Linked DNA regions of Homo sapiens: region 1 is linked to region 2. The links are chromatin loops, found by intact Hi-C in ENCODE. Cell type or tissue: HepG2. All regions are shown on one strand. Each heading gives the region's core, and the rest is flanking DNA. Links, peaks and the distances in the headings are about the cores only. Region 1 overlaps LOC105377177 (a long non-coding RNA gene). Region 2 has its middle 250 kb from the start of LINC02027.

Region 1 (5,392 bases), core at 171-5,170, 640 kb after region 2:
ACCTAGGTATAGCTTTTTACTTTATCATTCATAAATAATATATCTATAACCCTGTACAGAGAGAACCTGAGGACTAGATATCTAGGCAAATATTTTCAACATATACCTGACAAGGCTAGACAATTAATTTTAATAATATGACCTAGAGGCTGGGCGCAGTGGCTCATGCCTGTAATCCCAGAACTTTGGGAGGACGAGCCGGGTGGATCACGAGGTCAGGAGATGGAGGCCATCTTGGCCAACATGGTGAAATCCCATCTCTACTAAAATACAAAATATTAGCCAGGTTTGGTGGCGCATGCCTGTAATCCCAGCTACCTGGGGGGCTGAGGCAGGGGAATCACTTGGACCCAGGAGGCGGAGGTTGCAGTGAGCTGAGATCGTGCCACTGCACTCCAGCCTGGCAGCAGAGCAAGAATCTGTCTAATAATAATAATATGACCTAGAGCAGTTAAATAAAGGAGATAAAATATATAATATTGGGGATTGATTTCTAATTTCTTAGAGTATGCTGAAACCATTCTTTTGTTGAATTGAAAATGATATCTTCAAAAGATCCACTAGCTATCATCAAATGAATTTATCTGAGTAATACCCTAGAAAATAATAATGTAGGTTTTTTAATTGATGCCAAATATAGAAAGTAAAAATTTCATAATGCACACCTCGAATCTGCAACAATGTGATGATCAGAAATATTTGAAACCATAGACAGTTTAAAAATGTGGGCTTGGAGGACAGAAGAGACTTTCTCTTTTCTTTTCCCTTTTTCCCCTCCCTCCCTCCCTTCCTTCCTTCCTTCCTTCCTCCCTTCCTTCCTTCCTCTCTACCTTCTTTCCTTCCTTTCTTCCTTCTTTCCCGCCTTCCTTTCTTCCTTCCTTCCTTCCTCTCTACCTTCTTTCCTTCCTTTCTTCCTTCTTTCCCGCCTTCCTTTCTTCCTTCCTTCCTACCTCTCTACCTTCTTTCCTTCCTTTCTTCCTTCTTTCCCGCCTTCCTTTCTTCCTTCCTTCCTACCTCTCTACCTTCTTTCCTTCCTTTCTCCCTCCCTCCCTGCCTGCCTGCCTCCCTTCCTCCCTCCCTTCCTTCTTTTCTCTTTTCCTCCCTACCTTCTTTCCTCCCTTCCTCCCTTTCTTCCTTCCTCCTTCCCTCCCTTCCCCCTCCTCCCTCCCACTCCCCTTCCTTTCTTTCCTCTCTTTTCCCTTCCCCTCTTTCTCTTCTCTCTTTCTCATTCTTTCCGTTTTTCCTTTCTTCTTTCTTTCATTCATTTGTTCCTTCTTGTTTTCTTGCTTGATGAAATGTTGAAAGTCAGGAGAGAGATAAAAAAATACAATAGATAAATTCTCATTTTAATGAATTAGCCTTATTTGAACTAAGGTAGATTATAATTTTTCTCAAATTGAAATTAAATAACATTTCATTTTTAAATGAATATTAGAATAAGGTGCTCTTTGGTTAGACAGACTGGGTGAAAATCTTGTTTCTGCCACTTTCCAGCTTTGAAATCTTAGAAAGTTTACTTTTCTTCCTAGAGACACAGTTTCCTCCCTGTAATATGAAAGCTATAGCATCAACTTCAAAGGGTTGTTGAAAAACTTGGAATACACACACACACATGCACATACATATATACACACATACATGTATATAAACACACACATATATATACACATACAAATACACACACACATATATATGTATACACATATATACATGTACAAAATACACATATATCTGTGTGTATACATACATGCATATAATAGTGCCTGGCATATAGCAAAACAAATACATAATATTTTTACTATAATGTTTTCTTTTTCAGGCATTTTCCACATATTTCGTCTTTACAATAGCTTTGTAAAGTAGGTAGACTATTGTGCCAATTTGTTTTTCTCCTACATTTTTTGTCTTCCTGCCTCCTCATCTGCATTCTTCTTTCATTCTTGCTTCCATTCTTTCTATCAGCATGAGAAGAGCAAGAAACTATGCTAAGCTTTAGGCCTACAATGATAAATACAATTTTGTAACTGATTTAGAAGGCAAAAATCTAGTAGGAAAGAAAGGCACAGTGTTTGAAAATATTGAGAACAGAGCAGTGTGTTGCTTCATTTTATGGTCCTGTGGCTGGTCAGTGATAAGGGAGACTCAAATGTTCATGAATCATGACTTTCAGAAAGAATTAGTCCCTGTAAACCTCAAATGTAGGTAACCAAAACTTTTTTGGTTTTTTTATTTTGTTTTTTTTCTTGAGCCCCACCACTACCTACCCCCAGTAATTGGAATACTGGTATTACCTATGTGAGCAATATATGGTAAAGAGGTTATGTAATATTAAAAATACCTTTTAATTCCCAACATATTTGAGGAATATTATATTTTAGTAAATTGAAGTTATAATGCTATACTATCCACCTGAGTTTGTAGTGAAGTGTGAGCTGAATTCCATTTGCTTGAAGAGATAACTTATTCTCCTTTTTAAGATTCATCTTTCTGTGCATCTTTTATTCAGTTCAACTGAAGGACAGAATAGAATAAAACGAATAATGAGCTAGTAGCGCATAAGACTAACCCTTTTGAATAATAATAATAAAAAAGTACGTTTGCTCCCTTAGGTTATGTTTCAACAGAAAAGACATGTATTCATATAGTCAAAAAAGGATGTTAAGGGGTCTCTAAACAGCAAAATGAAAGATTCACAGTGAATTATTATTATAGAGGAAAGGAAATGTCTGGTTAACGCATGCAGGAAAGAAGTACAAAACAAAACTAACAGGAAAACTGGGTACTGCAGGCGTGTTACGGATTCAGGAATTATCATAAGAAAAAATGCAGCAATGAATTGAGATATTTGAGAACTTTTAACAGTAGGTCCTAATTCCTAATACCCAGTAGAGATTAATCAAACTATTGAGATGGAAAAGAACAGCAAATGGGCCACAGACAAAAATAGTTAATTCCTTATACAACAACACCCCCAACAGGGATTTGCTTAAACTTCAACCAAATGCAGATATTCTTAGTGTAGTAGATCGGCGGAAAACATGTAAGGCAAGATTTACAATCATCTGTATAAGAATTATTTAATTCTGAAGTCAGAAATATTATATGTTAAGTGTGGCTGTCAGTCTTCTCAGAACTGACATTTCTGTCAGTTTTTATAATGTAGGTTTTTAAGTTGAACATGACCTTCTGTAAAGGTATTCAGAAACTCACCGTCAAACTTTTAATATATCTAATAAACTGGATTATTCTTAATGGTTACTATATTAGTAAAAGTACTAGTACTTTATTGGTCCCAACAATAGGAATACTCTTAATGCTTACTTGTGTCAAAAGAAAGTAACTGACAGACACCTCACTCAAAAGTCTTCAGTGTATATAATTATTAATTCTTATGGAATGATACTATGCAAGATAAATTCCCTTCATGAAGGTCAAATGATCATTTAAAATATTAAAGGAAAGTCCAGGCCTCCCAGTTGTCATTTTACTGCCTGTTGATAACACTCTTTCTGTTAATGTTTCTTTTAGTGGCTATGAATGTGAATAATTTACAAATTATAACTAGGGAGAATATGCAAAAGAACAATAGTGTCTCCCGAAGTTAAATTAGAAAATAGCTGAGTTGATTGTGTAACTCTCCTAAAACAATTAATGCAGTGTTCTATTAAATCGCTTTTCATTTTAGAATGTCTAAAATGGGAAGAAAATTGAAACAGATATGAAATCTTAAGTAACTCAATTTTATGTAAATTTATGTATGAAACAAAAAGCAGAATGGCAATGAAATCTTCTGGGCTTTAATTTGATTTGAGGTCTGATACATATTTTGACCATCTTTCTTTCATGCAAAATACGAAAATACTCCAGATAGAACAAGTCATTGACTGCCTAAAGTACATCAATCAAATTGTTAACTTAGGATGTTTCTCAAGGGTATTGGCTCTTTGGTAGTCGTCAGAAATATAAATGGACAGTGTAGCGCGGGTGTGCTGTGCAATGGAGCAGAGAGGCATGGTATTTGATGTGCCATATTCCTTCATTTCAAACAATTAATTAATGGGCTGCTATATATCCTGTTTCTCAGGGGTCAGAGGTATTGTTAAGAATCCTCAATGTTGCCTGTTTAAATTAAAAAAGATGACAGACAGATGCATCTAGGGTGTTAAGCATAAAGAGAGGACAATGTCCTTGTGTCTCCAGAAAGCTAATGCCAAAGAATGTGAGCATCTAAACCCAAATGACTTAGTTCCCTTTGGTAAATTTTATTTATTAAATTTTAACAACATAAAGGAGAAAAATTAAAAGTAGTTAATTCTAAGAAAATAATTAATTCAATATATTTTGTCTGGAAAGCCATTTCTCTGAATCAGTTTTCTGATTAAACCACTTGTAGTTTAAGAAACAGAATATTTTAAAAATAAATCACATTTCTGACAAGAATGGTCTTGGCAGTCGTAGACTTTTCTCTTTTGCAAACCAAAATACATTGTTACAGTGAAAATTTAAGTGTTTGAACTAACATTTAGATGTTAGGGTATACATATATTTGGTTTATAAGAAAAGAAAATCAATAAGCTTAGGCCAGATAACATGTATTAAACAGGGCTCGGTTCAAAAAGAACTCTAATTTTATTAAATAGAAATATAATCTTAATATTTATGTAGAAAGCAACTTTTGCTTGGGCATATTTTAATCATTTTATTTTTTTTCCTTAACGCTATTATAAATTGAGATTCATTCTTTTCTTTTCTTTTTTCCCCTTTTATACTCAGGATCATTCAAAGATAAGCTACCTGATGAAAAAATAAAGGTTAATGCAATTCAACAACAAAATTAATGCTGCAAACATCTCTCTTCTATTTTAGACATTCTTCTAACTGCTGGAACTAATAAGATATGAATGATGAAGCTTATATTCTTCTAGGAATGATATATACTTCACACAAATATAAATAAAAAGCCTAGATAATTACAAATAAGTTATATGAATGAAGTTGACAGTAACTGAAAGAAGTCCGTTTAAATATGGTTGTCGGAAAGCCTCTACAGAAGGTGCCATCTAAACACAGATCCAAGGGATACCGGTAGACTAGCTGTACTAAGAACCATGGAGAGAGCGTTCTAGAGTGTACATGTTCAGAGGCCGAATAGAATGAATGAGTTAGACACATCTGGGAAACGAAAAAGAAGCCAATGTGAATGGAAAACAAGGACCGTTACTGTAGGCCATGAAAACATTTTCTCTTTCTCTCCCCCTCTCTCTGTTTTTTGTTTGTTTGTTTGTTTGTTTGTTTTGGTTTGGTTTGGTTTTTTTTTTTTTGAGACGGAGTCTCGCTGTGTTGCCCAGGCTGGAGTGCAGTGGCGCGATCTCGGCTCACTGCAAGCTCCGCC
Region 2 (5,392 bases), core at 278-5,277:
AGTATTTCCCTTCCTTTTTTGAGAGGGTTCCTGCATTAAATGCTGCAGCTTACTAGGACAATTCCTGTTCCCCCCAGGAGTTTACATTCTTCATGTAATTCATAAAAACTTGTCCATCCACCTTAATTTAAACAAATAGTTCTCAGTGGTGCTAGTGGTGGGAGTAAAGGGCTGCTCCCAGAAGACATTCTTTGGCAATGTCTGAAGACATTTGTAATGACTGAGGGAGGGAGTGCTCCTGGCATGCCAAGTAGTGAAGAAATGCTGCTAGATAATTCTAGAATGCTCAGGAGAGCTCTGGGGTAACGTAAAGTATTATCCGGTCCCAAATGAGAAACCCTGTTCTAAACTTTTGCTTGGAACAAGTTTTATCCTTTACTTAGCACAATTCTTTATGTATAATAAAGGGATTTGCCACTTGTTCATCAACTAAAAGAGGTTCCTAACATATTTTATAGCATTTCATAAATATTTGTCAAAAGGATTAATATTAAACTGGATTAAATTTAATAATGCAATATAAAGAATAATGATGTGGGGAGTAAAACTGGGTCTGTATTTTTACTCCATAATTTAATGTTCTGTAGCTTTGATCAAGTTGTATACTAATATAGGATATTAGTACTCACTACTGTACTTAGATTTGAATAAAGTATAATGTATGTACATAATAGTTTCTTATATGATGTATTTCTTGTCTCTTCTACGGCTAAATCCATTTTGAAAGGGTGAATGGATAACTTTTTGAATTGATAATCCTATATTAGATATCCCACAACGTATTATTTTTGGGGTTATGTGTTCAATTTTCTTTAGAATGACATCTTTTGTGAAATCAAGGTTATTCTGCCTACTGTTTTCTTTTTATTGTTGTTGCAGCCTTACAGTAGAAGGAGTGAGTTTGTATTTGGGTCTATATGCTGTTACCTGTTCTTTGTGTGCAAAAATGTAAGCACTAAATGTTCCAGATGGTACCACAGATGCAGAAAGGTTAAGAGATGTAATCAATTGTCATACCAGGGAGGCACTCAATGTGGTTTTGAGTTTATTGTGAGTCCCTACTGACTGAATTAGAATGTCATGTTCTGTGACGGGATCATAATAGATTAGATGCTTGCTCCTCTCTGCTCTTCTGGATAAATAAAGGGGAAATGCAGTTGTGAATTGCCTCACTCAGTGGCGAGGATTCCATGATTGTCTGAGAATGTCCACTCGCACTCTCTACCTCTCAGTTCAAAGTATTTAAGCTCAAGCCTTGACATCTCCTCTGTTGTGGAGCAAATGAATCATAGTAGTATGAGAATATCCCAGAAAATGTTGTGCCTACTAAAGGAATAAAGGGAGGGAGAAGACTCCAATGCTACAGGGGGAAGCTCAATGTTTGCCTTTAGTTTGAGCAAGAAAGCAGCACCTGAGGTGGTATTGCTTGGTAATAGAGTAACAGAAGGTTGTTTGATAATAGGGTTCTTTCTTACATAAATTGGGAAACCCGTAATTTGAGAAAAGTTCTCTTCCTCCGGTAAGAAAGAGTAGCATGTATTATGCAGGTAGGCTAATGCTCATACACCACCTAAAGCCCTTCGAAAATTATTAGTATTTTTAGCAAGTCTAGGTCATGTAATTTCCTTCTTGATGGCAATACTTTTGACCATGTAATATAAGTAACCCATCATAATATGGTGGCTCAGCCATTCAGTGGTATTAGAAAACGTGAAAAAAAAAATAAGGTTTCCAATAGGAGGCTATGAGAAACTATTGCTCTTAAAACTATATGAGAGGTAATTTCATTTTAAAATTGTATCTTTCATTTTATAAAGTATCTCACTTGACATCACACTCTGGCATCTGAAAGTAAAAGTTCTGGACTAGACAATCTTCAGTCTTCAATATGGCACTCATGAGCTTCTATGGCAATTAGTGCTCAGCTGTGGTACTCAAATGTGATGAACTCATGCAAGTTTTAAGCCTAACCTAACATTAAGTAACAGTTAGTGAAAAAAAATTAGTATACCAATGTTTTAACTGATATTGCTTGTTGATAATGGGTTAAATCTTCCAAGATAAATTAAATAAAATATGTAAACTAGGTTGAAAAAGTATAATTATTGCTCTAACAGGTAGGTACAAATGTTTTTTGTCACAATTCCCGTAGAATACCATTGCTAATAAAATTTTAAGATGTTTTAAAGTGAAAAGCTTGAGGACTTAAAATTGTCTTCCTTGGTTTTCTTGAGTTTATGGAATATATTTTCATCTTTTAGTCATAGTTATGTTTTTAAATAACTCTGTTCTGCTCCATGAGAGACATTTCAGTTCTAAATGTATGCAACCAAATTATCTCTGAACCCTCATTTTCAAACTGCAGTTCAATCAGTATACTCCAGATGGCACACAATGATGATCAAATTATGCATATGTTACATTGAGGGATTGAATATGCAAACAGAAGGAGCTGGTTAACTACGGCTTTCAAATTGCCTTCAGGACTTTACCATTCTCCTACATAATGAAAAAAAACACAGATAATGTTTTGCTTGGTTTTAGGATTTGACACTTTTTAATATAGCAAAATGAAATGCAATTATAATCCATAATAGTCCACATGAAATTTTGCCAATGTCAATATAAAAGCAAATGTTTTCCTACAGAAGTCTGTACATAGTAATGCATTTTTACCTTAGTTTATTACCAATGATTTTCAGATTATACTATCCTCATGAGAAAGTAAGTCGGGGGAAACCAATCTAAATTAATATATTTCACAAATTAATAGGCATTTTTCTTTTTCTAAATACATGATTGGGGAGTCACGTCATCCTCTTTTTGCATAATTTTAGAAAAACATAATATTTGGGGGAATATATAGGGGAAAAAAGCAAACAAAAGTCACTTATCTCTAATTACCAAAGGATTATCAACTGTTCTATTACTGAATAATTTTTTCACAGCTCTATTGTTCTTTAGTGTGAAAGCTACTAATCAGATCCTTACAGTCAGATACAAAAATAGTTAAAGAAATCATATATTTTTTCAATTTACTGTTACACTATTGTCTTCAGTAAACCTACTCAATTCCAAGGACAATGGTTTGTTTCAGTAAAAAGCATGTCCATATAGTTTGGATAACCATTAGTATAGTTTTTAAAGATTAAAGAAAATCAATGGTAGCTTAGTACTAAAGTCTTCTATATGACGACTTTGGATTTTATATATATAAAATTTTCTGCCTATCAACATTCAACCAAAAATTATTACTTTAAAATGTTTAGTCCTACTGCCTAAGATGGGTTTGTGTAAACTGGTGATACTTTTTTTTTTTATAGACTTTCTTAGTTGGGAAGTCCTTTATTCATATGGGAAACTGGGTTTTTATTTTTTTTCTATAGTTTCATGCATTGATTTTGATGAACATTTCATGCTAAAGGAGTTTCTAAAGTAGAACAATTCAGAATCCATGAATAGTAATTGAGCCCTTTAGTTCTGCTCTAAACTTAAAACCATTATTCTCCATTTAAAGCAGACAAATCATGTTGCTCTACAGAACACTGCTCTGTCATTTTAGTTTTTTGTGGTGGTTGTTTCCAGTGAGCTGGGCTGGAATATTAAACTCTCTTTGCTTCCTATGCTCTCTCTTGCTGTGCTGGGCACATTTAGGGTTCTGTTTGAAATAGGCAAAAAGCAATTCTGTTGTTCATAAAGAATAACTTGTAAGCTGGTGTGGGTTCCTGTACATTCTTTATTTAGTGAAGAGAATGTGCTATTTGTCAGGCTTTGAATCTCTGGCAACTGGCTTGCTGAAACTCAGTTTAAATGTACTGTCGTGCATAAACAATCAAATGTAAAACATAATAAAATTCTCTTCTGACTGTATTTCTCACAACAAACACATCGGCTCAATACACTATTCTATGTATGGGTAGTTGTATCTGTCAGAAACTAATTTTAAGTGTCATGTAAAAACAAAAAGATAATAGAATAGTGAAATATTGCTTTTAATATTAAAAATGAACTCTAGCATTTGAGAAAAAGTAGCTATTATGGTGCTTGCAGAGTGATGTAGCCAAAAGCCCCTGTGCTGAGAGCTCGTTTCATAGCAGGGCGATCATTTTCTAATATGAACTGTCCTGTTACAAAAGTTGTCTGAATACATGTTTGGATTCTCATGATCTGTTTTGTTTGCCTGGTAGAGAAAAAGTTTGAGTAGCTCTTAAAAAACAAAACATGCTTCTTTAACCAAAAAAATAAAATTCGTACTGGAAGCACTATGGTAGAGTGATTTTTTAGGCCTGTCTTCATAAAAAATGCATTCATCTAAATTTTGTGCACTACATTTGTGTTCTCTCACATTTAAGATGCCATATATTAATATTCACTAAATATTATATGTGTTTGATGATCTTTTGATTCTTATCTAAAGATGGCTCTATGTGAATTTTCATTCTATATCATGGTCTTTCTTGGATACTATGTAGGAAATGCTAGTTCTGAATACTACAAATATGAAAGCTCTTCTCTTTTCTCCTTTCTTTCCTCCTTCCTTCTTTCTCCCTCTCTCCCTCTCTTTGCCTCTCTCTTTTTTTCTCTTCGCTTTTTCCTTCCCTCTCTCCCTGCCTCTCTCCTCCCCTCCCTCCTTTCCTTGCTTCTCTCTCTTTCCTCTTTCCTTCCTTCCTTCCCTCTCTTCCTCCTTCCTTCCTTCCTTCCCTCCCTCTCTCCCTCCTTCCCTCCTTCCCTCTCTCCCTCCCTCATTCCCTCCTTCCCTCCTTCTTTCCTTCCTTCCTTCCCTGCTTCTTTCTTCCCATCCTTCCTGACTTTTCTTAGAAATATAAAATGTAATAAAATAATATTTCTGACAACAGATCAAATTCTGTTATAAAAACTACATAAGCAAACATTTTTAGGTTACCATCAGGAGCCAAAGACTAATCATGTATTTCTCATACAACATGGTGCTAATACCAAGCCACCTGATTCATTTGGTGCTCAGTAACAACTACATCATCAACAACATAATAGCAGCATTTTCTAATGTTGGAAGATAAACAGAACATAATGGGTTTGCTAAGAGATTGTGTGAGAGCCTACGAGATGACATCCTAACAAATATTTAAGGGTATGTTTGACCATTAAGGAATTCTATCTAGGTTGGTGAATGCAGACCCTAACTCCCTCTAGTTGTGTATGGCTTTGCAGTAGAAATAGAAGCATGGGGAATGTATCTGGTTATTTACATCTAAGGCATAATCTGAAGTATAAAAAGGAAGTACAAACTACATTGGCGACTTATTCATTCATTCTATATGAGTGAGGAGGATAATGGGCAAAAGTTTAAAAGAAATGTTTATGTAAGAGATTCTTTGAATAAATCTTTGAATAAATACAAGAAAGTGGCCAG

What was found. Hi-C counts contacts between places; a loop is a spot of excess contacts. Peaks named below come from ENCODE experiments on the same cell type or tissue, not always from the same donor. Only the 100,000 strongest peaks of a DNase experiment are listed, where the experiment ranks them.
Region 1: a loop joins it to region 2, with 10 times the contacts of the local background. A loop is called at or near these places in 2 of 110 quality-filtered maps.

The regions. Positions count from the first base shown.
Region 1 is chr3:80,603,855-80,609,246 of GRCh38, reverse strand. All of the region lies in intron 3 of LOC105377177 (a long non-coding RNA gene), which reads left to right. Among named protein-coding and RNA genes, the nearest start is that of LINC02050, 160 kb to the left of the region's middle. In HepG2, for the core only: a CTCF peak has its summit at 2,962; no DNase peak of the experiment used is centred there.
Region 2 is chr3:81,240,067-81,245,458 of GRCh38, reverse strand. No RefSeq gene overlaps it. Among named protein-coding and RNA genes, the nearest start is that of LINC02027, 250 kb to the right of the region's middle. In HepG2, for the core only: a CTCF peak has its summit at 2,372 (motif pointing right); no DNase peak of the experiment used is centred there.